Linked DNA regions of Mus musculus: all the other regions are linked to region 5. A link is a loop called in an ENCODE intact Hi-C map of the cell type or tissue named here. Cell type or tissue: heart. All regions are shown on one strand. Region 1 overlaps Hcrtr2 (hypocretin (orexin) receptor 2). Region 2 has its middle 23 kb from the start of Hmgcll1. Region 3 overlaps 5730403I07Rik (RIKEN cDNA 5730403I07 gene). Region 4 overlaps Hmgcll1 (3-hydroxymethyl-3-methylglutaryl-Coenzyme A lyase-like 1). Region 5 holds the start of Gm39373 (a long non-coding RNA gene). Region 6 has its middle 110 kb from the start of Hmgcll1.

Evidence for each region. A loop is a pair of places that touch in the nucleus more often than their neighbours do. Peaks named below come from ENCODE experiments on the same cell type or tissue, not always from the same donor. Only the 100,000 strongest peaks of a DNase experiment are listed, where the experiment ranks them.
Region 1: a loop joins it to region 5, with 7 times the contacts of the local background. A loop is called at or near these places in 30 of 42 quality-filtered maps.
Region 2: it touches region 5 in a loop (3-fold over the local background); 3 of 42 quality-filtered maps call a loop at or near these places.
Region 3: it touches region 5 in a loop (5-fold over the local background); 4 of 42 quality-filtered maps call a loop at or near these places.
Region 4: a loop joins it to region 5, with 8 times the contacts of the local background. A loop is called at or near these places in 36 of 42 quality-filtered maps.
Region 6: it touches region 5 in a loop (2.4-fold over the local background); 6 of 42 quality-filtered maps call a loop at or near these places.

What each region holds. Positions count from the first base shown.
Region 1 is chr9:76,234,169-76,239,168 of GRCm38, reverse strand. Hcrtr2 (hypocretin (orexin) receptor 2) reads left to right here. Exons shown (of 8, transcript NM_198962.4): 5 at 2,780-3,000. Among named protein-coding and RNA genes, the nearest start is that of Gfral, 23 kb to the right of the region's middle. In heart, a CTCF peak has its summit at 2,313 (motif pointing right); no DNase peak of the experiment used is centred here; H3K4me3 peaks cover 1,653 bases; H3K27ac peaks cover 1,501 bases.
Region 2 is chr9:75,989,832-75,994,831 of GRCm38, reverse strand. No RefSeq gene overlaps it. Among named protein-coding and RNA genes, the nearest start is that of Hmgcll1, 23 kb to the left of the region's middle. In heart, no CTCF peak of the experiment used is centred here; no DNase peak of the experiment used is centred here.
Region 3 is chr9:77,377,780-77,382,779 of GRCm38, reverse strand. The region is part of intron 3 of 5730403I07Rik (RIKEN cDNA 5730403I07 gene); the gene reads left to right. Among named protein-coding and RNA genes, the nearest start is that of 5730403I07Rik, 19 kb to the left of the region's middle. In heart, CTCF peaks have their summits at 1,018 (motif pointing right) and 2,951 (motif pointing right); no DNase peak of the experiment used is centred here; H3K27ac peaks cover 397 bases.
Region 4 is chr9:76,120,212-76,125,211 of GRCm38, reverse strand. All of the region lies in intron 7 of Hmgcll1 (3-hydroxymethyl-3-methylglutaryl-Coenzyme A lyase-like 1), which reads right to left. Among named protein-coding and RNA genes, the nearest start is that of Gfral, 91 kb to the left of the region's middle. In heart, a CTCF peak has its summit at 2,109 (motif pointing right); no DNase peak of the experiment used is centred here.
Region 5 is chr9:75,760,450-75,765,449 of GRCm38, reverse strand. It overlaps Gm39373 (a long non-coding RNA gene), which reads right to left and starts at 1,640. Exons shown (of 2, transcript XR_870927.2): 1 at 1,381-1,640. In heart, a CTCF peak has its summit at 2,783 (motif pointing left); no DNase peak of the experiment used is centred here.
Region 6 is chr9:75,903,613-75,908,612 of GRCm38, reverse strand. No RefSeq gene overlaps it. Among named protein-coding and RNA genes, the nearest start is that of Hmgcll1, 110 kb to the left of the region's middle. In heart, a CTCF peak has its summit at 2,901 (motif pointing right); no DNase peak of the experiment used is centred here.

The DNA of each region.
Region 1 (5,000 bases), 470 kb before region 5:
CCAATCCAGAAACATGAAATGCCTCTCTTCTATGTGGCTGGCATCTTATTTCATTTCTTTTTCAGTATTCATCATTTGCATGGTACTTTGGACTAATAATTATTGTTCACATTTCAGTATGTAGTATTGCAGTATTTTTTTAAATATCAAAGATAGTTTACACAGTTCATTTAAAACACAGTGAACATGTATTGCTGTGATTTGCTTTCTACAGTTAGGTAGAAAATTTCTCTCGGTGTCATATTGGCGAAAGACCTTCCATAAAGACAAACAATTGGGATGTGTCTTTTCTGGCTCTTTTAAATCATTATTAGTACTTTTATGTTATAAGGCATGCATTCAAAACCCAGGGGCCTAGGGTGATAGCTCAGCCTACAAATGTCTTGCCTTGTAAGCATGAAGACAAGAGTTTAACATTCCAAAATCATGCAAAAAAAAAAAAAATCTGGGTATCATGGCACATAGTTGTAACCTCAGTGCTGGAGAAGGGAAACCAGGAAGATCCCTAAGGCTAACTAGGTAGACCAGCTGGCCTACTTAAAGAGTAAGATATCTATCAACTGAGGAATGCCAGACTACATTGTCTTCTGACCTCCAAGGCTTGTGCACACATATGTACACAAACAAAACTGCACACACACACACGTGCATATAAAACTGTACACGTGCATGCATATAAAATGCACACAAAAGACTTATTCTCTTGTATGTAAATTTGCAAGAGAAATCCTTTCACAATTAAAAAATAAGATGTGTTTTGAAGTTCTATACAAATTAAATACATGGTCTGAAGTATTTTGCTCTCTTCTACTTAGAATCTTCTCAGTCAAATCTATAAAATGAAATTTCCAATTTACCTTTAAGGACACACTGAACTTGACTTGAGGCTATGTGCAATTCTTGCATGTCAGTTGATGTAATGGCTCCTGATGAATTTTCTGCTGTCCCCTTTGGGCTGCTCGGCTTCTCTGCACAGCTTATCAGTGAAGAATGGAAGGCAGGACTAAGCTTCTTTTGCCTACAGGTTGTTGTTATCTGAGAATAACACCAGCACAGGTCCCTTTCTTTTCATCGCAAGGGCCACAACTCTGCCCCCTGCGCCACTTTCTCTTCATGGGAATGTTTTTGATACTTGAAGAAGTCGTCACTGGGCAGAATGTTGGCTCTCCCTTCACGGGAACATTAAAAATAGAATGATCTTTATGGTTCTACTTAGACTCCACTTCAAGACCATTATGGATACTTACCAGCTTTTGTGATAGAATTATTCTGGAACTTTCTAAGATCTAGTGCTACATCTAAAACAATTCTTTCTAAAACTATTTTTTTAAAAAAGAGAGCCACAATACTGAAGAGATCCTCAGCAATTAAGTGTAACCGCTCACAACCATCCAACTTCAGTCCCAGGGAATCCATTTCCTTTATCCGACCTGTGCAGGCACCAGGTATACATGTGACACACAGATACACAAGAGATCAAAACACTCATACACACAAAATAAAAATTGAAAAATCTTTTTAGAAAATTTTAAAATAGAATCATCAAAATGGGAGCATTTGTGACTCTTTATCTCCTCAGCCAGTGGTTTCTCGAGGTGGCCCTGCCCATTTCTGAGAAGTTTCTGTCTCACGGCCGGTTTTCATCTGCGTGATTGATCTCCTGAACTGAGAGAAGATGGTCAAGTGGGGTCTCATGTAATGAGACTCATCTGTTTGGACATCAAAGCAAAGCTCCATTTTCAAATGAAAGATTCTCTAATAGACTTTGATCTCATAGTGTAAACAGCCACGGGTTCAAGGTAGCCTTCATTCTGAGAGGCCACGGGAACGCGCTGCTCTGTACTGTGTGCGGTGCAGAGATAAAAGTAGCCGCTGAGTAACTGTAACACAATCAAGCTGTCCCCGCGGTGGACTTACTGGCACATCTTTAAAAAAAAATGAATAAGCTGCATTTTAATATTTTGCTAAGATCTATCAATTCATGAGATTGTAATTAAGAAAATATTATACTTGGCAGAACTTTCTGCTATTATCAACCAACAGAAAAATCAAAGGAAACGCACGTTGTGTAATGTAATTGCTACAAATAGTGGCTATTTAAGACATTAGTGTAAGACCTGGAAGGATTCTCGGTGTGTTCGTGCACTTTCAAGAAGGGAAAATTGCAAAATTAGTTTCAGGCAATTTTGTAAGTGCGAACATTAAATCACGAAGAATAGTTTTTGTTCCTTCTACACATGGAATTGCTTTGTCTCAACAGGAGACAGAAAACCTCATAAAACTCAGTAGCTGGTTAGGTGCCGTGTCTCTACTCGACAGCAGGTGGCAGTATCGATGCATCAAAATGTCATTTAAGTTTTTTGTTTTTCGGTGTGTGTGGGGAGGGCAGGCAGTCCTGTTATCTGATGAGTGTTTAAATTTAGGAGACTTCTGAATTTAGAACTTATAATGAAATCTTATAATCTGAATTTTCTTAGCGTTCTTTTCTCTATATGTCCCTTCTCTGTTTAATAAGGGAATGTATTCTTGTTGTTCTCTTCAGACCTTGACAAGATTATCGTGTTTTAACACAAGAACAATATAAGCTTACTTTTAACTTTTTCCCCAGGCATATAACTATTTGGTGTTTGACGAAATGTGTGATAAGAACATACTCCGCCTAGCCAGTGCTTGGAGAGACGAAAATTTCAAACTCCAAACTTCTGCTTCTCACTCTTGTGGTTACATCTTCTTTGTAGAACTTTGATAAGTACCAATGAGGGATTCCATCTCCTTTCAGATTCCCGGAACTTCTTCTGTGGTTCAGAGAAAATGGAAGCAGCAGCAGCCGGTTTCTCAGCCCCGGGGGTCCGGACAGCAGAGCAAGGCTCGGATTAGCGCTGTTGCTGCTGAGATAAAGCAGATCCGAGCACGAAGGAAAACAGCCCGGATGCTCATGGTTGTACTTCTGGTCTTTGCAATTTGCTATCTACCAATCAGCATCCTCAATGTGCTAAAGAGGTAAAACCCGTGCGTTTATTTAAAAGTGAAGCAGCTTGGCATTTTAATTAAGAACTCTTTTCTTTCTAAACAGACAGACCCTCCTCTCCCTAGGGACTTTGTCTGGCCAATCAACTCGGTTGCTTGAGCTGATGGAGTTCTTTGCGCACTTAGGGCAAGACCAGCCTTCTAGCACAGACAGGAAATACACTCTTTCAGTGGATGAAGATTCTCAGTTGAGTGGCAGATAAAATGGTCGTTTTCCTAATCCCCTGTTGTTGACTGCTAAGGCTTAGATGAGAAAATATTTTAATAAAAATTGTTTCAATAACTAATTTCGTAAGTAAATAAAAGTCCATTGAACTTCTAAATTACTTCGGAAGTGAGTAAATGAGTTTTATAAAAAATTTGTTCTCAAATATTTCAACAATCCTATATTTCCAGTGAGCACAGGTACATCGACAAAACTCCGAAGCCGAAATGATTTTGACCAGTGACACGAACAGCGGATGCTGAGTCGCAGGTCCAGTGCAGGACATGAGTAGCCAGCTTTCTCAGGAAACATCAAAGCTGTTATACATACACCCACTGCGCCCAAGGCAGCCTTAATTCTGTTTATAAGAGGCTTCAAATTTAACCTGAAATTGCTCATGTCTCTTTTCCCAAAGTCAGAGTCAATATCATATTCCTCACAGCTGGAGAGACAGATAAGTTTGGCCAGAGTCAGACAAAAAGTGGTATAAACCAGCTGCGAAGACCTCTCCTCTTTGGCCTTTGTTTTTCCATTCTTTAAAGGTTTCCTCAATGACAAAGTAGAAAATGAACATTTGTTCAGAAAGAATATAGCCTTGTATGTTTTAAGGGTTTCGAAAACTCAATTCACAAAACAATCTACCCTCTGCTCCTGCCAAGGTTCCCTCTCGATTTCTTCCTCGCAGAAATCATACACAAATGTATTAAATGCATTGCTAGTTAGCCCCCTCCCCCACCCCATCCCCGCTAGCTAGCCCGGCCACCCCATTCCCCCCCCCCCACACACACACACACACACTATTAAGAACACCATAAACCAGGCAGTCCTGCTAGCAGAAGGGAATCCAGTGGCAGGCAACTTCCATGGCGAGGGGCGGGGTCGGGGTCAGGGTCAGGGCAGTGCCCAAGGTTCCTCCTCAGAGAATATGAGGGGGTAGTGGGAGGGTAGGGGCTTGTAAAGGTGGGACTGGGGGGAGGATGCCATCCAGATGTAAAGTGAACAAATAAGTAAATAAATAAATGAAAAAAGGGCATCATAATCATGAATGATAATGAATAGATTCATCCCTCCTTTCCCCTCCCCCTTTCCCTGTCCTCTTCTTCCCTCTCCTCTCCCTCCCCTTAGCCTTCTTCTCCCTCCCCTTCCTCCTCCTCTACCTCCCCCTCCCCCTCCTCTTTCCTTCTCCCCTTGTTTCTTTACCAATCCAGATCAAATATTTTGAAAATGGATTTAGCACTCTGTGGGATGCATATTTGAATTTCTTATACCTCTGCGCTTGCACCTCTCCCTCTAGTTATTTCCAGATGCCCTCTTGTCAATAATATCCATCTTATTATTCTGAATTAAATAGCTTCCTTTTCCAGGGTGGGAAAGAAATCTAAGTATAATTTAAAACTTTTTTAAAAAAGTTTTTGAGCAATCTGTGTGTTTTTACACACACACATTTTAAAATAACTTTGAAAATGTTTTTACTGAATACAGTTTTTTAAAAAGATATGTATTTAAATTTAATCTTGCCTTGAATATAAATCTTGCTTTCATTTATTGCTCATACAATGTAAAGTCCTACCTTTTTATTTTCTTGACATGTAAGCTATAGAATGTATAGCCTTGTTGGTTAAAACTAACTTCCTCAAAGGAATTTTAAAAAGTATTTATTTATTCCCTTTACAACCCAATATCAGCCCTTTCTTTCCTTCCAGGATCCCCTCCCCCACTCCACCATTCCACCTTCTTCCTGAGAAGGGGAATCCCCCCTCTGAGAGTC
Region 2 (5,000 bases), 230 kb before region 5:
AGAATAAATCTATTTGAATAATAATTATTAAAAAGTTATTTTCTGTGGTGTTTTTCTACTTACTCTATAGATATGTGTGTATTTATATGCAGAAATATGTTGATGTATATGTAAATAAATTGCATGAGAAGGACTCTCATAGTTAGGGTTTCTATTGCTATGATCAGACAACAGGACCAAGAAAGCAACTTGAGAAGGAGTTTATTTCAGCCCTCAGGTTGTCACACTCCATCACTGAGATAAGCCAGATCATGAACTCAAGGCGGGAACATCAAAATGAAGTACCATTCAACTCTACCACAACCTTTTGTGTTGGAAAATATTAAACAAAGATCCAAACAACCACACCATCCAACAAAAGGGATATCAAATATCCATACTAAGAGCCACTTTAAAGACCTAATTCTAGATGCTTAAGTCCAAATGCAAAAAAAAAGTAAAAAAATACAATATGTCTCCTCCAGAAATTAGCAAACAATTGTACTATTCTCTAAGAGAAGCAACTTAATTAATACTTAATTAATATACAGGACAATGATTTCAAAACAGCTATATAATATATATTATAAATATTTTCAAGGAACTTAAAGAAGATATGAACAAATACCTGAATGAGAACTATGGAGAGGGAGAGAGGGAGAGAGAGAGAGACAGAGACAGAGACAGACACAGACACAGACACAGACACAAAGACACAGAGACACAGAGACACAGAGACAGAGAAAGAGGGAGACAGACAGAGAGACAGAGAAAGAAGGAGAAAGTTGATGTTAATGGTGCTAACCTACAATTAGAGGGGCAGAACCCTAACTAAACACCTCATGAAAGGAAATAAAGGCCTCAGCAACAAAAACAGGTGAGATGAGAGGGAAAGATTAATCTTTGACTAATGGGATCTCACAGACCCTCAAACATTACAAGCTATTGCCAATGCTCTTGGTTACCACCCACAACTTGCTAGTAAGACCCTATTGCTAAACATGCTACATACTTGAGACACAAAACCTAGAAACATCAGGCTGGTACTCATCTGAAAGTTTTGTCCATATTAGTTCGTGTTTGTTGTTGCCAGATGGTTCTATGCCCACTGCTGGAGAAGAAAAGCATTACTCAATCTCACCTAGCTGTGAACCAACCCTTCAAGCCACAACAATGACTGGTCTGAGAAAATATGATCACTGTGGCATGATGTTATAAAATGATCCAATCACTCTTGGGTTGTATCTAAGGCCCACTCTGTGAGATGGAATCCACACATGGAACTGTTAAGGTTGCTATATAGGCTTTGTGTGTGTGTGTGTGTGTGTGTGTGTGTGTGTGTGTGTGTGTGTGTGTCTGTGTGTGTGTCTGTGCTTTTAGAAGAGAACCAAATAGTATTATTCTAGTAATAGACATAGTACTAAAACGACTCTTAATAACTTCTTGCCATACCTATGGATCATAGCATTTCTCAACCCTCTTCAGAGTACATTCTCTTTGCAGTAAATAGCAATTAACACAGAGAATCTCATCTGGTCAACATGAGACCTGGTCGATTAAAGACTGTGTAGTGCTCAGCACCAAATATAATATCCATTCCCCAAAGGTTCACAGATGTCTGCAGAAGAGGAGAGAGAGAGAGAGAGAGAGAGAGAGAGAGAGAGAGAGAGAGAGAGAGAGAAATTATAAGAGACAGAAGAGTCAATAACATCATGTAAATTGTTTTTCAGACACTTCAGAACATTTGCACAAATGAACTCATTGAGAATGCACAAAACTTGTACAATTCCTACGATCTCAACACAGAGAGGGACATAAAAATAAAATATTACCACTAGTGGAGGAGGTACTGGCATTTGATAGTTGCTTGGATAGTGAGTCAGGTTTTTGGTTTGTTTGTTTGTCTGTTTCTTTAAGATTTATTTTTTATTTATTTATTTTTTTTACGTGAGTACACTGTCACTGTCTCCAGAAATACCAGAAGAGGGCAGTACTCATTTTTTATTGGATATTTTCTTTATTTACGCTTCAAATGTTATCCCCTTTCCAGGTTCCCCCCTGAAACCCTCTATCCCACCCCTCCCTCTGCTTCTATAAGGGTGTTCCCCCACCCACCAACCCACTCACTCTAACCTCCCCACCTCGCATTCCCCTACACTGGGGCATCAAGCCTTCACAGGACTAAGGGCCTCTTCTCACAGTGATGGCCAGCAAGGACATCCTCTGCTACATATGTGGCTAGAGCTATGGGTCCCTCCATGTATACTCTTTGCTTGGTGGTTTGGTCCCTGGAAGCTCTGGGAGGTCTGGTTGATTGATATTGTAGTTCTTCCAATGGGGTTGCAAAGTCCTTCAGGTTCTTTAGTCCTTTCTCTAACTCCTCTATTGGAGAACCCTTGCTCAGTTCAATGATTGGCGGAGAGCATCCACCTCTGTATTTGTCAGGCTCTGAGAGAGCCTCTGAAGAAACAGCTACATCAGGCTCCTGTCAGCATGCACTTTCTGGCATCCACAATAGTGTCTGAGTTTGGTGACTGTATATGAGATGGATCCCCAGGTGGGGCAGTCTCTGGATGGTCATTCCTTCAGTTTTTGATCCACACTTTGTAACTCCTCTTTGAAGGGTTTTTTTTTTTTTTTTTTTTTTTTGGTCTCCCTTCAAAGAAGGACCGAAGTATCTATATTTTGGCCTTCCTTCTTCTTGAGCTTCATGTGGTCTGTGAATTGTATCTTGGGTATTCTGAGCTTCTGGGCTAATATCCACTTATCAGTGAGTGTATACCATGTGTGTTCTTTTGTGGTTGGGTTACCTCACTCAAAATGATATTTTCTAGGTCCATCCATTTGCCTAAGAATTTCATGACTTCATTGTTTTTAATAGCCAAATAGTACTCTATTGTATAAATGTACCACATTTTCTGCATCCATTCCTCTGTTGAAGGACATCTTTGGTTCTTTCCAGCTTCTGGATATTATAAATAAGGCTGCTATGAACATAGTGAAGTATGTGTCCTTGTTATATGTTGGAGCATCTTTGGGTATATGCCCAGGAGTGATATAGCTGGGTCCAATTTTCTGAGGAACCACCAAACTGATTTCCAGAATGGTTGCACCAGCAATAGAGGATTGTTCCTCTTTCTCCATATCCTCACCAGCATCTGCTGTCACCTGAGTTTTTAATCTTAGCTATTCTGACTGGTATGAGGTGAAATCTCAGGGTTGTTTGATTTGCATTTCCCTGCAAATCAATAAGATTTAAAAGAATAAGGATGTTGTATACTTCTTTAGGTGATTTTGGGCCATTTGATATTACTCAGTTGAGAATTCTTTGTTTAGCTCTGTACCACATTTTTATAGGGTTATTTGATTCTCGGAAGCCTAACTTCTTGAGTTCTTTGTATTTATTGGATATTAGCCTTCTATCGGATGTAGGGTTGATAAAATCTGTTGGTTGCCATTTTGTCCTATTGACGGTGTCGTTTGCCTTACAGAAGCCTTACAATGTTCTTAGGTCCCATTTGTCAATTCTTGATCTTAGAGCATAAGCTATTGGTGTTCTGTTCAGGAAGTTTTCCCCTGTGCCCATGTGTTTGAGGGTCTTCCCCACTTTCTTTTCTATTAGTTTCATGCTATACCCAAAATAATTTTCTAATACCAGGTGATATGGAAATAATTATTAAATAATTTATTTGAATAAGATAAAATAAGAAGGATAAAATCCTACCAACCTATCTATACCCTCTACTTCCTAGCTAAAATTTATTATTAAAACCCACACCAAAAAAAAAAAAAACCAGCAGAAACAATTGTAGAGTAGATTACAAAGTGAACACATGGATGTTAACTGCATTGCAGAACCTGAGAAGAGCAAGCCCAAAGCTAGCCATTAAGAAAGCATCAAAGAATTTAAAGACATTCTTTGCACTTTTAAAAATGCAAGTGGTATTGGGTTGGGGCACACCTTTAATCTCAGCACCCAAGAGACAGAAGCAGGCAGGTCTCTGTGAGTTTACCACCATTCTTGTCTACATAGGGAGTTCTTGGCTTGCCAGAACTAAACTGAGACTCTATATAATAGTCACTTTTTTATTACTGTAATAAAACACCAACTTTGAAGCAACTTATAGAAGGAAGACTTTATTTTGAGCTTGTGGTTCTATGATTAAGAGTCCATCACCATCACTGTGAAGAAGCCTGGTATCAGGCAGGCATGGGGGCAAGAACAACTGAAAGCTCATATCTTGAGCTGCAAGTAAAAATGGCAAATGTCTCAAAGCCTTCGGCCAATGAAACACATTGTCCAACAAGGTCACACCTCCTAAACGTCTTCAAATAGAGTAACCACAGAATAACCAACTGAGCACCAAGTGTTCAAATGCCTAAGATTATAGAGGACATCTCATTCAAGCCAAAAAAAAAAAAAAGAGTGAATACAAGGAAATTGAAAGACAGAGGGGTTGCTAACCACCATCATGAGCACTTCTGACTTCATTATAGGATGACTGGCAAGAGGCTTGTGGACTAGCTTAAGTGTTAATTTAGTGTTTGAGGCCAGAAACCCATAGCACTTGAATTTTGCACAAGAATAGAAAATCTTATCCATAAAATATTTCTGAATAATATCATCAGGAAAATCTTACTTCAAAGCTCATTTTTAAAAAGAAAGATTTATTTCATTTTTAATTATGTATGGGAGGTTTTGTCTGTGTGGGAGTATGTACATATTAGTGCAGGTGTCTACGGAGGCAGACAAGCATTGGATCCCCTAGCGCTGGGGTTACAGGTGCTTGTGATCTATCCGATATGGGCTCGAGCTAAATCTGTCATCTATGCCTCACTAGCGGAAGTTCAGATACTTACTACCTGGAGATGTTAAGCCAGAGAGCCTACTGCTTTAATGCCAATAGAGAGAAAGGAGTGTGGGGGTGCAAATAAGTACAGGGAGTTCCCAAGAAATTCATTATTAGTGACTGATGTTGCTTTTCCAGCCCTTTCTCCCAACTGGAGCTTTGATAGCCAGA
Region 3 (5,000 bases), 1.6 Mb before region 5:
GGGAGGTAAAGATAAAGGTCTAGGGAGGGGGAGTCTGGGATAGGCATTCTGGCAGATTTACAGGGGGTCTGGCTCCACAGATAGCAAAGGTCACCAGGTCATTAAGAGCATCCCCTCTCAGCTCTCTGGGTAGAAAGCAGGAATTTTATTTCTTCCATGGAGGTGACAACCCTGAATGTTTAGCATTCCTGGTTCCCTGGTGCTTATCTGTGCACACAGGACCTTGTGCCTTCTACGAGTCTAGCATAAAATCCTTTCTTCATGCGAATCTCGAGGTATAGAGGGACATAGTCAGAACTGAGCCACCTTATGGTGCTGTGGAAATGAAAGCAAAGCCAACATCATACTGGGATGAGCTTTCAGAGTTACTTAACAAGGTTATACACACACACAGACAGACAGACACACAGACAGACAGACAGACACACACACACAGACACACAGACACAGACACAGACACACACACACACACACACCCATACAGTGAAGGGTTGTCTGGGGACACACTGAAAGCTTTGGCAGCTATATGTAGAAGCAATTTTATTTGATCACTTTCTGGCAGCTCCTGTATGGAAGCCCACTTTTTTCCCCCTTTTTTTCTTTTTCCTTTTTTTTCTTTTCCTTTCTTTCTTTCTTTCTTTCTTTCTTTCTTTCTTTCTTTCTTTCTTTCTTTCTTTCTTTCTTTCTTTCTTTCTTTCTTTCTTTCTTTCTTTCTTTCTTTCTTTCTTTCTTTCTTCCTTCCTTCCTTCCTTCCTTCCTTCCTTCCTTCCTTCCTTCCTTTCTTTCTTTGAGCTGAAGGTCTTACTTTATTTTTTCCACAGTTTTCTTTCATGGCAATTTGAAGCCAACCCGCAAACAACCTGCTCAAATGTGAAATGAATAGGATAGTCTGTAAATTAGCACTGAGAGCCGCTGAGGAAACTTACCTGGTATGTCTAATAGTCCTAGTTTCTTGGAGACTTGGATCCTTTCTCCTCCCTTGGCTCTTGAGTGTACTTTCACGGATGTCCAGCAGGGGGCAGGGTGGTGCCAGCTGAGGGTTCTGCCCTTCAGGGCTCCTCATCCCCCGATATTCCCAAGGAGAATGCGCTTTGATTGTTTTCCTCTGATTCCATACTTTTTAGAATATCTGAAAAGAACTTACTATGTTTTTGTAGACATTATTTCACTTGATCTTCACATTTTTTCCCCCAAGGAAAGCACTTTTCACATTTTTATGTGATAAAAGAAACTCTGAGAGGCTAGAGGACTTTTATAAGTGGAAGAGCTAGGCGCCACGTGGGGCTTCACTGACTTCTACCCAGAGTGAATATATTCTGTCAGTCTTAAGCACACCCAGACCGAACTGCTTGGTTTTATTTTGTTTATTCATTGTGTGTGTGTGTTTTGTGTATGTATGTTGGCACATCTGTGCCACTTAGAGGGTTTGGAAGCCATAGGAGTTGGTTCTCTCCTTGCTGGCTGTGGGTCCCGGGGTTAGAACTCAGGCCACCAGGCTGGTCACAAGTGCCCACTAAACCATGTTGCTGTGAGCCGACTATGCTGCAGATTCCATTCTGTCCGTGCTCCAGAGTTCATTCGGGTGGCATCCGGCAGAGCCGGGGCTGCAGCTCAGTGCAAGCACCGTGGCTGCCCTGTACTGGAGGCTACATTGCTCATTAGAGAGAAGAATCCCCAGTTCTGCTCTAGGACTGGAGTTAGACAGCTGTGAACCACTGAATCCTCTGGAAGAGTAGTCAACGCTTTTAACATCCGAGCCTCCTTGACATCCCCGTTGGCTCGGTTTATGAAGACCTAGAAAGAAGTCTCAAGTGGACGCCACCAAAATGTTACAATCTAGGGGACTTGATTTTTATTTTTTTTTCCTGCAGGTTAAAGAATTAAAAGGCAGGAAAAATACAGAGTACAGCAGATATCAGCCGGGGGAAAAAAACCAAAAAAAAAAAAAACTCAGACAGAGCAGACTAGAATCAGCCAGTCAAGAAAAGCTTTAACACACACACACACACACACACACACACACACACACACACACACACACACACACATACACACACACACACACACACACACCCACACCACGGGGGGGTGTGTGTGTGGGTATGCCCACACGGTGTGCCCGGCCTTAAACATCCTTAAAGGGTAAAGACAAGCTTTGGCTTTGCAGTGTGGCCTCAGAAATGTGGTTTGCACGACGGAGGATGTTTGCCTCCTGGGTAGGGCCTGGCGGAGCTCTCTACACACCCCACCAGCCAGCTAAAGGAGACAGCCAGCAAACAGCCGCGACATCCTCAGCCTTCTTCACTGGGTTGGTGGTCCAGCAGCTTCGATGTGTGGAAGTGGATGATCCCCTCTCGATTCCTCAGATTTCTTTAATGTTTTTTTTATTAGATATTTTCTTTATTTACATTTGAAATGTTATCCCCTTTCCTAGTTTCCCCTCTGAAAATTCCCTATCCCCTCCCCCTGGCACCCCAACCTACCCACTCCTGCTTCCTGGCCCTGGCATTCCTCTATACTGAGGCACAGAGCCTTCACAGGACCAAGGGCCTCTCCTCCCATTGATGACCGACAAGGCCATCCTCTGCTACATATGCAGCTAGGGCATTTTGCATCTGACTCTGACTCTGTCTCTGTCTCTGTCTCTCATATCTTGACTTTAATTTCCTATAAGCATATAATTATCACTACATTTTGAAGTAGGTTTTCTTTTTTTTTAAAGGAAATTTGGTATTTTTAGTGTAGGTACAGTTTATCTACTTTTCTAATGTTGTCTCCTCAGTCTTCCCATATCTGGATGACACATTGTGTGTGATGCTTACAGCACTCCTCCTATATAAATACCCCCGGGGCGTTTCTTTCCTGAAAAACGCAATTCTAGATCACATGCAGAAGATTGCGAAGGTAGTGTTAGCAGGTTTTGGAAGCTGACTCCTGGAGGTGACTGCATGGCAGAAGGTGGCCAGCAGGGGGCAGTCTCTCCCAGTAGAAGAGAGACGTTGTCTATAGCCATTTGCTTTTTTTTTTTTTTTTTTTTTTTTTGAAAGACTCTTTGAAGGAGCAAAACTGACTTCTTTTTTTTTTTTTTTTTTTTCCATTTTTTATTAGGTATTTAGCTCCTTTACATTTCCAATGCTATACCAAAAGTCCCCCTTACCCACCCACCCCCACTCCCCTACCCACCCACTCCCCCCCTTTGGCCCTGGCGTTCCCCTGTACCGGGGCACACAAAGTCTGCGTGTCCAATGGGCCTCTCTTTCCAGTGATGGCCGACTAGGCCATCTTTTGATACATATGCAGCTAGAGTCAAGAGCTCAGGGGTACTGGTTAGTTCATAATGTTGTTCCACCTATAGGGTTGAAGATCCCTTTAGCTCCTTGGGTACTTTCTCTAGCTCCTCCATTGGGAGCCCTGTGATCCATCCATTAGCTGACTGTGAGCATCCACTTCTGTGTTTGCTAGGCCCCGGCATAGTCTCACAAGAGACAGCTACATCTGGGTCCTTTCGATAAAATCTTGCTAGTATATGCAATGGTGTCAGCGTTTGGATGCTGATTATGGGGTGGATCCCTGGATATGGCAGTCTCTACATGGTCCATCCTTTCATCTCAGCTCCAAACTTTGTTTCTGTAACTCCTTCCATGGGTGTTTTGTTCCCACTTCTAAGGAGGGGCATAGTGTCCACACTTCAGTCTTCATTTTTCTTGAGTTTCATGTGTTTAGGAAATTGTATCTTATATCGTGGGTATCCTAGGTTTTGGGCTAGTATCCACTTATCAGTGAGTACATATTGTGTGAGTTCCTTTGTGATTGTGTTACCTCACTCAGGATGATGCTCTCCAGGTCCATCCATTTGGCTAGGAATTTCATAAATTCATTCTTTTTAATAGCTGAGTAGTACTCCATTGTGTAGATGTACCACATTTTCTGTATCCATTCCTCTGTTGAGGGGCATCTGGGTTCTTTCCAGTTTCTGGCTATTATAAATAAGGCTGCTATGAACATAGTGGAGCATGTGTCCTTCTTACCAGTTGGGGCTTCTTCTGGATATATGCCCAGGAGAGGTATTGCTGGATCCTCCGGTAGTACTATGTCCAATTTTCTGAGGAACCGCCAGACTGATTTCCAGAGTGGTTGTACAAGCCTGCAATCCCACCAACAATGGAGGAGTGTTCCTCTTTCTCCACATCCTCGCCAGCATCTGCTGTCACCTGAATTTTTGATCTTAGCCATTCTCACTGGTGTGAGGTGGAATCTCAGGGTTGTTTTGATTTGCATTTCCCTGATGATTAAGGATCAAAACTGACTTCTTGTATGTTTTAAGCAAACTGTTTTGTGGCTTACAGAGAAGCATCATCTCAGCCTGGTACAACTTCACAACCCGTGGTTCATACTGATTTTTCCCTTGTTAAAAACACTGACTGGGATATTGTCTGGGCATCTGAGCATCATTAAATAGGTGATTCGGATTTTAACTTTTTCTTGAAGGTGATTGATTCATGGCTGTGAATACAGGGCTAGAAGTGTCCCTTTGATATGAGCCTCATATCCCAGGTCCTGGAATTTTTAAGTTAATAACACATGTAGGGAAGAGATTTGTTTAATGATGCACAGCTGTAAAGGGCAAGATCAGAATTAGGGCCAACACATCCAGTTCTTCATGAAGCCTGAGCACTGGGCTGGAGCACTGAGTTAGAGCACAGAGCGACCAGTGACTTCCTTGACCTTGGCAATTGTCTGGAACCAGTAATCCGTCCTGAGAATTGACATGCTCAGAGAGAGGGGCAAAAACAAACACTGGTCTCTGGCAGGCTGACAGAATCCACACATGCTCGACAAATGATTATCTTCGGTGTGAGTCCCTTGGCAATGAAGGACAGCTCTAGCCCGTAGCTGGGTGATAAAGATGATCATGCTAGAGAAGGAAAGAAACTCCCAGGGGAAGCTTGGCTCAGGAGGGTGTCTCGTGCTTCTTCGCCATTGCGGTTGCTTTTGCCGTG
Region 4 (5,000 bases), 360 kb before region 5:
CTGTCTCCTGAAAGGCTCTGCCAAGTGCCTGACTCATACAGAAGTGGATGTTCACAGTCATCCATTAGATGGAGCACAGGGTCCCCAATAAAGGAGCTAGAGAAAGTACCCAAGGAGCTAAGGAGTTTGCAGCCCCCTAAGAGGAACAACAATATGAACTAACCAGTAACTCCAGAGCTCCCAGGGACTAAACCACCAATCAAAGAAAACACACGGAGGAACTCGTGGCTCTAGCTGCATATGTAGCAGAGGAAGGCCTAGTAGGTCATCAGTGGGAGGAGAGGTCCTTGGTCCTTTGAAGGTTCTATGCCCCAGTATAAGGAATGCCTGGGCCAGGAAGCAGGAGTGGGTGGGTTGGGGAGCAGAGGGAGAGGGGAGACGATAGGGGGATTTTGGAGGGGAAACTAGGAAAGGGGGTAACATTTGAAATGTAAATAAAGAAAATATCTAATAAAAATTATTCTCAATTATATGTTCTGTCTAAATAAAAAGCTTTCAATGGGCAGTTGTGACAACTAATCTCTATGGTCAACTTGGTAAAAATGTAGAGTAACACAGTGGCCATGCCTTTGAAAGATTATGCTGATTAAGTTTATGGGGTGGGAAAACCCACCATGGGTGGCAACAGTCCATAGGCTGCTGTCCTGAACTGAATTAAAAAGGAGGAAGCACACTGATCTTCCATGGCTTTCCTCCCTGACTTTGAACACGATGTGATCAGCTATCCTGGCTGCCGATGGCCATGTTTGTCTTACCGTGATGTGTGCCAAGATAAACCTTCTCTTCTGTTGCTTGTGCCAGGTATTTCCATTCAGCAACAAGACAAGTGATACCGTAAAGCTGTGCTGGTACTAAATTATACTCTCTTACAATAGCCAAAAGGGAGAAACAAAGAAAAAATCCATCTCTGAAGAGTGGATTAAAAAAGTAGTACCTATATACAATGGAATGCTATTTATCAGAAATAAAATGGCATTGTGTCATTTGCAAAAACACAGATGGAACTGTAGATCTTTACAACAAATGAAGAAGAAGGAAAAAAAAAACACAGGAAGAAAAACACCTCCAGATCATATGTATATGCAGCATACACAAAAGTGAATTTCATAGGACAGGACAGTAGAGTGGGGAGAGTGGGGGGTGGGGCGGCTTTGATCAATGGCAGTAGGCTTCAATTAAACAGGAATGAGAACTATTTCAAAGTATGTGATTACAGATAATGATGGTAAATGGCATACATTAAAAAGACAGAGAGGGATTTTTAAGTTTAAAATGATGAGTGTTTGAGAAGACAGATATACCTATTGCAATGTAAAGGCTGCACAGTGCTAGCCCATGGGTGGAGGCACCTGTCTGTAAGTACAGTAAGTACTGGGGCAGGGGGCAGTACAGCTGGTGAGCTGTGGAGCTCAGGGCTTTCTAAACTACGTAGAATGACTTACAGCAAAAAGTAAAAGAAAACAAATAAAACTCACAACATATAGAGACATTTTGAAACACTACATAATACCTCATATATATTCATATAGATAGATAGATAGATAGATAGATAGATAGATAGATAGATAGATAGATATCTCAAAAACATATATATATGTTTAAGACTATAAACAACAAATACTACATTCTTTGACTGCTCCAAATTTACTGCAGAAATGTCTAATTGTATGTATACCAAACACATAGACAAATATAGAACAAACTAAGAAAAACAGCATTATTTGCTCTACTGATGATTTATCACATATAGGGGGAATATGTTTAGAATTTATGACTGAACTTGGTGTATCATTATGTGTAGTTGATGCACAGACCACTTATCTTTACTTCAGGAAGATGAGCAGCATTAGGATACTGTCCTGTCTCTCACTAAACACAAAGCTTCGCTTAGGACAGGTTCTTGATGGCTGTATATGTACAAGGCTGTGTGTGTGTGTGTGTGTGTGTGTGTGTGTGTGTGTGTGTGTGTGTGTGTGTGTGTGTTTGTGTGTGTGTGTGTGTGTGTGTATTTGTTTGTGTGTAGTACATGCCAAACTATTGTGATACCATAATAAAAACAAAGTACTTATTTTTACATCTCAGAAGCAATGTCCATCTTGAGATGAACAGCCACGTGGTGGCAGTGTAACATCAGAATCCCCCAAGTTCGACACCATTGCATACACTAGCAAGGTTTTGCTGAAAGGACCCAGATAGAGCTGTCTCTTGTGAGGCTATGCTGGGGCCTGGCAAACACAGAAGTGGATGCTCACAGTCAGCTATTGGATGGATCACAGGGCCCCCAAAGGAGGAGCTAGAGAAAGTAACCAAGGAGCTAAAGGGATCTGCAACCCTATATGTGGAACAACAATATGAACTAACCAGTACCCCCGGAGCTCGTGTCTTTAGCTGCATATGTATCAGAAGATGGCCTAGTTGGCCATCAGTGGAAAGAGAGGCCCATTGGTCGTGCAAACTTTATATGCCCCAGTACAGGGGAACGTCAGGGCCAAAAAGTGGGAGTGGGAGGGGGGAGTGGGTGGGGGAGCATGTGGGGTACTTTTGGGATAGCATTGGAAATGTAAATGAAATAAATACCTAATAAAAAAATTTTAAAAAAAAGGAATCCCCCAAGTTCATGTCTTGTGTTTACAAGCCACTGGGTCCCAGTCAGAGTGGATAGCTAATATGTAATACAATCCATCAAATAAACAACCTTCTTAGGTTCAAAATAAATGTAAGACTAATGAGGCTGCAGAATGTATAAGGCCAAGGCTAACATATTCTTTACTTCTTCCTCTGACTTGAAATATTTATTAACCAAAACTATGACATAACCAAAACTAGACATAAACTCCCATGGAACTTTAAGTTAGAAATAAAATATATTAAATCCTGTGTCCTGTGTGGTAAGGGTAACCTACCGGAATCCAAAGAGAAGCAATTTTCCCAGGGCCCGAAACACGAATAAAGCAAAGCAAACTAAACAAAAATCTTCAGCTGGAGCACTGTGACTATCCCCCTTCCAATCTTTCCCTTACTAATCAACAAACCCTGTGGCCTCACTTGAGCTCTGCAGATCTGTGTAAAATGGACATTCATAGCCCTTTCTGGAAAGTAATAAATGGGACAAGATATATCATAAGCACATTGCTTCTTTACTAGAACAGTAGGTAAATTCTGAGGCATGCTAAGTTTTACAAAATACCAGATGCTCAAACCATGCAGACATACTAATTAACTATACAGACATACTAATTAAAGAAAAGTTTATCCATAAGTGGTGCTTAGAAATAATCCCCCCAAAATATATGTGTGTTTACATAATGGAAGTATAACAAACAAATCTAAAAGCGTCCCATTCTGTTTCCAACACATCCCATATAGTCTAAGCTTTTAGGTATTGAAGTTATTAAAGACTCAAACATTTTGGCAATGTAAATTTTTTGAAAAAAAAATCTATTCTTTTGTTCTCTAAAAAATAGCATCCTTTTAAAATCTACACAATGTTAGATTTAAAATACTATTTCTAATATTGAAAATTATTCCCCTTTAAGCTCTCACCTTTTTTACTCTCTTCTCTAGCCCTCCTTCTCTCTCTCCCTCTGATCTCAGAAAATATTGACATAGAAGGGGGAACCCCTCTCCATGTGGCCATGGTCAGCCTCTCTCTTTCTACCTTCTCTATTTCCCCCTGCCTTTGGAAATTATTCGCTTTGGATTAATATTACCCAGGGCTAAGTGTTCATACAGGATAAAATCACATAACTGTACTCACTGGACAAGGAGAGATGGCTTAGTGGTGAAGTTCCTCTTCCTGAGTACATGCGTTTGCATCCCAGCACCCATGTTGGCTGGCTCACAGCTGCCTGTAACTCCAGCCCAAGCAGCTCTGATACCCTTTTCTGGTCTCAGGAGGCTAAGATGCAACACACACACACACACACACACACACACACACACACGCACACGTGCACTTAAAATATATTAATAAAAAAGACCATTGCCATTTTCTGGTAATTTGGCTCTTCATTTTGTTCATCATAGCCAGTGTTCTCTCTCATGCATAACTGCAGTCACCAGTATAATCATTTCTCTTTACTAATCCAGATATCACTAATGGATCACAGCATCCTTTTCAATAAGCCCAGATCTTACCAAGTAATGCTTTTCAACAATTTAAATCATTACACCATGTTGAACTAGGGTACCCCAGACAGAGAACTCACATTTGCCATGCAACTATATAGTGAAGATGATGTCATACCATGACAACCATAGAAGGTAAACAACTGGGACACATAAATAATTCTCAATGTTTTGACCAACTGATATACTTCTCAATACTAGGGTATCAGCCATTCTGTGTACATGCATGCATGTATGTATCTACATTTAGGAATGAATATGGTCATCACTAAAACTTTCATATAACAGACATTGAATTTTGAAATAGAATTTCTTAATCTTTCCACTTGTGTTCTACAAATAGGTTATATCATACTTTCACTACTCATATTAAAATATAATAGTCATATTGGAATTAAATTAAAGATATTAATATATAAAAATTAAATTTCATATTAATATATGAAATATATATACAAGGAAGCTGACCATTTCTGTAAGGCTGAGAAAATATCAAAGATATTAAGAAATACTTATTAAAGCTTACTTTTCACAGGGATTGTACACTTTACAATGGAAAAAGTGCCAGAGTGCCATGTGAAGTGGCTAATAACGCATGCCCATTTGATGGATGAGCAAAGTGAGGGTCTGGAGGGCAACCGGTATGTGCCACTTCACATGGTTAGAATGAGACAGAGAAAGGAAGGGCTAGTTGTACACTGGGGCTAATAGAACTGGTTCACAGTCATCATAAACTAAGGGACAGGCCCTGCCAAACCCCTTCACACCCATCCTTCTCTGACCTGAAACATCTCTCTGGGATGTGGTGTGAGCTGAGAATAGAGTGCTGACAGGTGAGAAAGGCCCCTTTCCTTGGGAGACTCCCTTCTTAG
Region 5 (5,000 bases):
GCTGGCTATGTTCTGTGGCTAAAGGACTTGAAAATAAAAATACCACTCAAAAAATCTTTGTCACCAGTACACGTAACTAAAAAATTAATGCATTTGATTCTTTTCCACAAAGTTGAATATTAAAAATCATCTTGACCCATCAACTAAAAATAACTATCAGTCTAGCACATGGTAACCGTACTTAAGGTTTGTTTAAAGTTGAAAATGCTGCGTAGAGTTCAGTAATTGCACTGCCTGGTATTTCCAAATACAACTATTTCGTCCCATTTACGTATAGCGGAGAGAAGTAGCTAAACCTCACAAGTTCAGAATCGCAAGCACGACAACCAGGATCATTGGCTTTTCCTCCGTGTCCTGAGACTGGAAATGAAAGTCCTTGGGTGTTTGGACAAATTCAAACCTGAAATCCTTGTACTGCTTTCAGACTATGGTGCCAAGCCTTACTTAAGATGGTGACAATCCACAGCACTGTTGCAAGACTCTGACAAACAGTGACAGGCTCTGACTATTAATGCTTGCAAAACGAAGTTTGCCTCAGGTAAACATTGCCTCAGTATTTGTCTAAGATTTTGGAACAAATTTAGAAACTGGGATAGACTCATTTGTTGAAGTTATTTCCTTCACTTGTTTTCATTATAATACTAAGATCTTTTTTTAAAATATGTTTACTACAAAAGAAGTAACCCATTTCTGCCACTAAGGCTTTTGTTGTCCTGTTATGTCTAGGAAGGTCACAGTTACCCTGTTGTCGAAATTTTTCATTTTTAATTATTTTTATGTACATACATGTGTAATGTGTGAGTGTTTACTAGAGAGTCTACAGTAGTAGGTTTACATAGAGGTTTTTCTAAATATCTTTGGTGTTGCCTCTCCGGTGAAGTTTCATAGACACACACCCCCAATATTACAGGCTATTGCAGTTGTTTATGGCTATCCCCCAGAAGTTGACAGTAAGATCCTACTGCAGAAGATACCACAAATTTAAGTCATGGAATATAAGGAGATCACTCAGCAACTATCCAAAAAGCTTTCTCCAAGCTGGCTAGCTTTTATAAAACATTTTACATGCTACTGGAGAATAAAAATAAGCATCAAACACTCGTGGCTGTGAACTCTACAAGGGACAATAATGACGGGCCTGACTAGACTTGTCCACTGATGTAACAGTAGTTCCAGTTTTATAACCACTCTCTGATTGGGTATCTCTCATGCTACATAAGATGAAACCCACACCAGTCAGTATTACAAGACCAAAGCCCATGGCTAAACAGGTGATAGGCTCTAAGAGAGAACATACAACTATTATACTGCTAAATGAACATAGTCCTAAACTGACTTCTAATGACAACTTGTTATAACCATGGCTCTCTCAACCCTTACCTGATGAGCTCCTGTTTGCAGTGGATGATGATTTCCAAAGGGATCCACACTGGACCAAGTGCACATGCTGCATAATGCTTAGCCCTAATGAAACAGATATACCATATGCCTTCCTCCCAAGACTAGAGCATCGCTGCAAAAAAAAAAGAGGGCAGAAAGAGTGTATGAGCCAGAAACAGCAGCTGACTACAAAGAAACGATGTTCTCAGAGAACAGCGGGACAGCTGCACGTGCAAAATCACATTGATTGTGACAACACACGTAAGGCCAGTGGGAATTCAAACAAGCTAGACCAAATCCAAGCATGCAGAGTGATGTGAATACAAACTCCTACCCCTACCTGAGGAATGATGGGCAGCTGTTACAGCTGGGAGAGGGGAGCCTCCGTTCTCTCTAAGAATGTAGCCAGTGGCAAGTCAGCTATGTTCCAGTGGAACATCCAAGAATATTTGGGCAACACACGTTTGTATTGATGGGGGGGTAGGAAGAAGAGCACAACGTTGGGTGGGTATGGAGAGAGGGTGGACCTGGAAAGAGCTGGGGGAGGGGAAAGAATACAATCAAAACATTTGTGAAACTTCCAAAGAATTAATAACAATATTTTCTTTCTTTCTTTCTTTCTTTCTTTCTTTCTTTCGTTTGTTTTTGTTGTTGGTTTTTTGTTTGTTTGTTTGTTTGTTTGTTTGTTTCCGAGACAAGGTTTCTCTGTATAGCCCTGGCTGTCCTGGAATTCACTTTGTAGACCAGGCTGGCCTCGAACTCAGAAATCCACCTGCCTCTGCCTCCTGAGTGCTGGGATTAAAGGCGTGCGCCACCATGCCCGGCTACAATATTTTCTAAGAAGAATGTTTGTATGTGCTCTCCTTCCATGCTGTTGTTTGTGATTGTTTATTATTTGTTTCTTGGGAAAAAGAATTCTAAAGTGAGCATACTAGTGGAAAACCACTGTCTGACAGGAACAGAGTCTGTATTGCTCCCGTCATTTTCTAATCACTGCTCGCCTACTGTTACAACGAACCAATTTCTATCGAAGACTGACTAGAAGCCCAGAAAGATAAACAACAGAAAACTTCGTAGAAAGTGTAAAGCCTGCACGTTAACTGGATAATGGTTTGTAAAATGTCTCTCTATCGATCAATCAGTCTCTCTCAGCCTCCTTATGTGTGAGGTCTCTGTCTTTGTGCTGTACAGAAGACTTCAAATAGTTCAACACAAAAAGTCTCTAAAACTGTCCTTGTGAAAAGCACTTCTGCTCAGTTATAATTATCATTTGGTATATGTCATAGCGATGAAACTGCTTACAGTTTCTTTTAAAAGCGCATTAGAGGCAGAACACTTGATAATCTCACCTCTAGAGAAATGAGGCTTACACAGAAACTCAGGAGGACACTGCCACCTTTTGGCCGTATGAGTTTTAAAACTATTGAAAGTTACCACTGCCTTTCTGAATGAAAATGTTTAGACAATCCACTTTTACAAATTGTAATCTTATCATTGATCATAGTCCTATCACTGACCATAATCCTATCGTTGATAGTTTGGAAAGATATACCTTGAAGTTTTGTTTTTCCGTTATACTACTTGTTTTAAATATTAGAGTTCGCATTTTGCTAGGTTCATCTAAAACCTTTTTAATTTAATGCATGAGAACTGTTACTCTTGTTTATTCTGCTTTATAAAAAGATGGCTAGCCTAGTAATGAAAATCACAGACACATTCACACCCCAAAACGCACCCAGGAGCCGTCTGTGCCACTTCTCATTGCACATCCTGCCCACCCTCACAGGGCAAAGTTGCAGCATCACACTCAAGATCACCAAAGCACAGACTGCATTTCTTACAACTTTTCAGGCCATAGATGTTCCATGTGTGTACCTATAGAATAAAAATGACACAGGAGGTGTCTCAGCATGCCTAGAGGCTACGAGGTGAGTGAAAAAGAAAAGGGGCTAAGAAATTGACATGAATTTTCATTTTGAACAGTGACTTTGAAATCAGTAAGTTATTTCAAATGATGACGAAGTATCTTGTTTACATTTATCCTTCGCCCTTCGTTCTTTTTAACATTTCACCATTTTTCCTTCTTTCCAACGTCTCAATATAAAATCTCAGTCATGCTAACCTTAAGCTCATGACTTTAACTACCTGTTGAAATTTAGTCGTCAGTAATTAGTTTTAGTTGTAGCTTCTTTTGCAACTTCATATACTCAGAATATCATCACTTGTTGGATATTTAAAATGATATCAGCCAACAGCACCTTCATCTCAGTATGTAAAAAGGGAAGTGCGTTAGCTTCCTGTAGTAATGTACATAGTACACAGTACATGCAGTACTAAGTACTTGGAGTTTATGATACCATTCTTGGTTTTAGTGGTGTGGCATGCTTCCCACTCTTAGAAAAATGATATTGTCTAACTTTTAGAGAAGACAACATGACTGTTTAATGTATGTGGTGAGCTCAAGCCTAAATTTTTGTTGGTCTTCCTAAGAAACTTCAGGTCCTCAGAGCAGAACATTGAAAGAGTTGTAGCTAAGCAGCACTCCTGTCCAAGTTTTCTTTGTTTACTTTCCTTTTGAGTCCGTGGAACAACAATGCAGAAACCTATGTATACATTATTTCCACTAGCATTTTTCAAAACTGAAATGCCTAGATATGTAAAAAAAAAAAAAAAAACCATGTCACGGAAACCAAGACGGAAGCAAGTGGAAGCGTGGATTAATAACAAACAGATCAGAAAGCTCACCAGCCGGGCTTGGAGTGAAGGTAATATTTTAGCAGGATCAAGATAAGGCCAAATAATTGTAATTTCTTCTAATATTCCCCCATTTAAACTTTGGCACTGATTTAGAATTGGACTAGCTCATCCCCCATGTGTAGCAAGCAAAGATTAACAATAGAGTATAAGATTGCTTGTGGACATGGGGAAGTTCTTCCGGCAACTCTTGGGAAACACAATGGACTATTATTCTTACATGCTTAGCCCTTTCAAGGCCTTCTCGTGACTCCAGGGACTGCAACTTGGATGTGCTTCTTTCAATGCCCTGATGCTACCTGTATGTCTTACATCTGCCTCTTACAATCAAAGAGCGCCTTCGGATCAGGGGATTTGCTCTCCTATCACTGAAACTTCGGTGCTAGACAAACAAATATAGCTAGTCTAAAAATGTTTGTGACTGATTTAGCTAGTGGGAATCATTCAACTAAATGTTGGCTAGTCAATATCACAGTTTTGAAGGCTGTGAAAACATCTGAAAATATATTGTGATTTATTCAAATTGTATTTAAACATATTATAATTTCTAAAAGTTAGACCATGTGTTTAACCTTTACGCTCAAGTAGATAAAAATATAACATCCTTCTAAAACTTTGTACCCCGTTCCCAATCTCCATTATCAAATTTCAGGCAACTCTACTGAAATTAACAAGGTTTCTTTCTTCTAGTATTTCTTTCCACGGAGCATTCGTGTGCACCAAAATTCAAAATCAAATATAGCTGCTGGGATTCTGAGGGTTAGCTGCCTAAAGGGCATTCCAGTTCACAAAGAAAAGGGATAAAAGACGAAGAGCAATTCGAGCAGAGTCTGAGAACGTTATCCTTAAAGTGAAGAAGTGAACTT
Region 6 (5,000 bases), 140 kb before region 5:
ATGCCGTAGGATCTCATGGGTAAAAGTGGTGAATGTTAACCAATATCTCATCCTTCAGAGAACTGACATTCACACACACACACACACAAAAAAAAAAAAGTCAGTTGGGCCAAAGTTTAAGAAGCCCCAGAATAAATCTATTAGAAATATGGAAAGTTCTGTTAATTCCTTGTTTCACACTTAAGTTAGTGGATACATTTCCCATTACATCTTTGTATTATTTCTCCGCACCTCTAAGGGCATATTTAAACAAAGTACACATGATTGACTTGGATATTTTCTGGTGTTGTGGAACAGTATAAGTAGTATATGAAAATAAAAATTGAGAGGTCGGTCATGAATTATAAATTTAGAAATTTAAAGAAAAAAAATCCCACAAATGAAAATACTAAATATTGAGCTCAGGTTGCTAGATACAATGGCATACATCCCAAAACATAAGGCTTTTTTTCCTTTATTTAAAAAAGGAAACAAATTAAAAGGGTTTGTTAAATTTATTTATTCTTTTATCTACTTATTTTTGATTAAATGATGTTTATAAAATGTTGGCACCTGACTAGATATAAACAATAGGGATATTAGTACCCACATTGGCAAATAACCTTTGCCATTAAGAAATAGTACCACCAGGCAGCATGAATATAAACACATAAATACATATTTAATAGACAATATTTAATATATCAAATATAGTAGCTAAGTACTTTTACTTCATTGGTCTAGGATCAATAAAAGCATAATTTGGCAATAGATGGGAGAGTAAACAACTGGTCCAGCACACAAACTTCTTCCAGTCATCCACGTTCATCCTGACCACACACTGTGCTTCCATCAGATGATGTTTAAAGTTAAGATTGTTCCTTATCTTTGATGAATATAAAGTTGTCTGTTAATATTCAGTTGTGCAAAGGCTTAACCCACTCTTGACTATGGCACCTATTTATGTTTTGAATATATCTGCAAATACAAAATGAACAATGCAAGATGGGAATTAAAAGTGCTTCATGAAGTCCCATTTGTCAATTGTTGATCTTAGAGCCTGAGCCATTGGTGTTTTGTTCAGGAAGTTTTCCCCTGTGCCCATGTGTTCAAGGCTTTTCCCCACTTTCTCTTCTATTAGATTCAGCATATCTGGTTTTATGTGGATGCCCTTGATCCACTTGGACTTGAGCCTTGTACAGGGAGATAAGAGTGGATCAATTTGCATTCTTCTACATGCAGACCGCCAGTTGAACCAGCACCATTTGTTGAAAATGCGGTCTTTTTTCCCACTGGATGATTTTGTCTTCTTTGTCAAAGATCAAGTGACCATAGGTATGTGGGTTTATTTCTGGGTCTTCAATTCCTTTCCACTTATCTTTCTGCCTGTCTCTGTACCAATACCATGCAGTTTTATCACTATTGCTCTGTAATACAGCTTGAGGTCAAAGATGGTGATTTCCCCAGATGTTTAGAACTGTTTTCACTATCCTAGGTTTTTTGTTATTCCAGATGAAGTTAAGAATTGCTCTTCGCATCTCAGTGAAGAATTGAGTTGAAATTTTGATGGGGATTGCACTGAACCTGTAGATTGCTTGTGGTAAGATGGCCATTTTTACTATGTTAATCCTACCAATCCATGAGCATGGGAGATCTTCCATCTTCTGAAGTGTTCTTGGATTTCTTACTTCAGAGACTTGAAGTTCTTGTCATACAAATCTTTCAGTTTCTTGGCTAGAGTTACACCAAGGTATTTTATATTATTTGTGACTATTGTGAAGGTTGGTTTTTTTTCCTAATTTTTTCTCAGCCTGTTTATTCTTTGTATATATGAAGGCTACTGATTTTCTTTTGAGTTAATTTTATATCCAGATACTTTGCTGAAGTTGTTTGTCAGGTGTGCTAGTTCTCTGGTGGAATTTTGGGGGTTGCTTAAGTATATGATCATATCACCTGCAAATAGTGATATTTTGACTTCTTCCTTTCAAATTTATATCCCTTTGACCTCCTTTTGTTGTCTAATTGTTCTGGGTAGAACTTCGAGTACTATATTGAATAAGTAGGGAGAGAGTGGGCAGCCTTGTCCCTGATTTTAGTGAAATTGCTTCTAGTCTCTCTCTATTTAATTTAATGTTGGCTATTGTTTTGCTACATGTTGCTTTTATCATATTTAGGTATGTGCCATGAATTCCTGATCTCTCCAGAACTTTGAAAATGAAGGGGTGTTGTATTTTGTTGAAGTCATTTTCAGCATCTAATGAGATGATCGTGTGGTTTTTTTTTTTTCCATTTGAAGGTCAGTTGACCTTGAACTTACAGTCCTCCTGCCTCTGACTTCTACCTGTTGGGCAATGGGGATATGATCACACCCAGCTTATTGTTATTGGATTAGTAAAGTTAATATAAACAATGCCTTATGATATTATATAACAAAAATTCATATGTCCTCATATTTAAAAGAAAGCACACTACTTAGTTATAGTTTTTTCTAAAAGACAAACTTTGTTCAGATTGTAGTCATACATGTCAGGGACAAAAAAAAAGATAAATTGCTTCAATATAATCATATATTCTTGCCAAAAATGTTCTTTAAGTTGCTGAATTTATGTTTTGAAGTTGGGTAAAACATTGACTTGAACGCATTATATATCATGGTTGTTCCACACATGACTACTAAATCATATTTGCTAACCAGGTACATTTGCCCTCTTCCAACTGACCCTATTTTTTTTTCCTATTAGTCTATTAATTCTTGTGAGAAATTTGCTAATACTTTTACAGTGAAAAGGGTACATTCGACCTTTATTAATATAAAAACTGTCTTATTTATTTAAAGTTTTTACTTTTAACTATGTGCAAAGTTTTTACTTTTAACTATGTGCACATGTATTTGGGCATGGACTGGTGCATGTGAGTGCAGTGCTCAAAGAGACCAGAAGAGGGAGTCAGATCCTCCTACTGCTGAGATTACAGGAAGCAGCTACAAGCAGCCAAATAGATGCTGGACTTGGATCTGCTGAAAGAACAAGTGTTCTTAACCCCTGAGCCATCTCTCTGGCCCCCAATTTTATAGTATTAGGAACATTAAAAATTTAAGAGTAGATGATGTTGAAAGCTCCGATGTAATATCTCTCATTGCCTCTAATAAAGATTTTTAAAATGGCAATGTAATTTATTTTATTACTATAATTACCCAGTTTCCTTTAGTGGATACTGTTCTAATATTTGTATGTCCCTTTGTGTTATCCTCATCTTTCCTGTAGTTTTAAATTTTAAGCATATTTCTTTTTAATAGCATGTCATGAGCATACTTGTTGAAACAATTATTTAAAATCAACCAAGGCAGCAATGATTGCTTTAGTCTGTTTGCATTAAATGTTATATGATTATCTGGACCCCTTTCTGCTTTGCTTCTGTATCATTTTGCCCCTTAGACACATTTCTTTCCTTTCTTTTCCTATTGTATTTGTGTGAACTGATTGAATTTTATGACATTGCGAGTACCTCCCATGCTGATATAGAGTGGCTGTTAGAATAATTTAGTTTGAGACCAATGTCATCCATACCTTGTTTCTACAAATGAAGTGCTCTGCCACAGCCACCCTCCTCCCTTTAAGTCATTTCTTTACCTGCTTTGAAAATAGAGAAGCAAGTTTGAATAGTTATGTCAGAGACACAAAAGCCTAAAACTATAAGCTTTGTTTTGCTTTTTTAAAGATTTGTTTATTTTATATATGTGAGTACACTGTGGCTGTATTCAGGCACATCAGAAGAGGGCATGGGATTCCATTACAGATGGTTGTGAGCCACCATGTAGTTGCTGGAATTGAACTCAGGACCGCTGGAAGAGCAGCCTGTGTTCTTGACCGCTGAGCCATCTCTCCAGCTGCAGTATACTTTTTATAGAAAAAGTTTAGATGGGACATACTAGTTTTCAGGTCTGGTTTTATCAGGAATCTTCACCGTGAATTCTGAGGAAAAAGCTGAAGATGTTTGTTTAGTCATCATTAGACAAAACTATATTATCCATCACCTCAGAACAGTGTCACCCTGTCTCAAGCAAACAACAAACACCCTCTTCAATTACCAACATCTAATCACATGCATTTTATGATGATAGTGCCAGTCATTCTATCTCAACTCTATTTTAAATACAATACAATTGTTCTTTTTTTTTTTTTGAGGTACATCTTTTAGCAACAGACTTGCTTTTAATACTAAATTTTCTTTTAGCTTCTTGCTTTATCTGCCTTGAAATGTTTTTATATTGCCTAAGATTTGGGAAGATAATTTTGGCTAAATTCATACTTCTAAATGACATTTTTTTTCCTTAGCAAAATTTCGAAGACAGGAAGTATGTGTTGACTGATTTCCAATTTGAGTATGATGCTTTGTTTGATGGGCCAAATATTAGCCCAAAACTCACTTCAGTAACCTGAAATAAACACATGATAGGGCATCCTTTGATACATATGAACTTTCAATTCCCCTGTAAACTGCCCTCTCTTCATCTATCTTGCTGTCGTCTTAGGGAAAAATGTCTGCAGATCTAACTCACTAAACCAGCACATCTAGTAAAGTTTAATTTTTTTTCCTTCTTGGACCTATCAGCCCACTTAAAATATTTCATATAAGATTTTGCTTTCCTCAAAAAGCATATCATATCTACACATTATCAAGGATATACTCAACAACTGGATAACCTTTCTGATTTGTGCTACCTATGTTGTTCTGTTTAACCCTTACAGTACTTCCTGCATATCACTTTGGCTATGAGCTTCACATGTTTTCAGTGGGTGGACCTCAAGGCCTGGGATGGCACTGCAGTCCCCAGACAGCATCTCCCTGTTCTTTCTCCAATGTATTTTCAGATCCACTAGAGGATCGTGAAAATTCACAAGTGTGATTTCTGGTCACAAGTTTACACAAATACCCCAGAAGGCTCTTTTCCTCTCATCATGCAGAGACACATCAAATTTCTTTGCTATCTGGTTCTGGTTGGTTTCTGGATTTACGGAGTG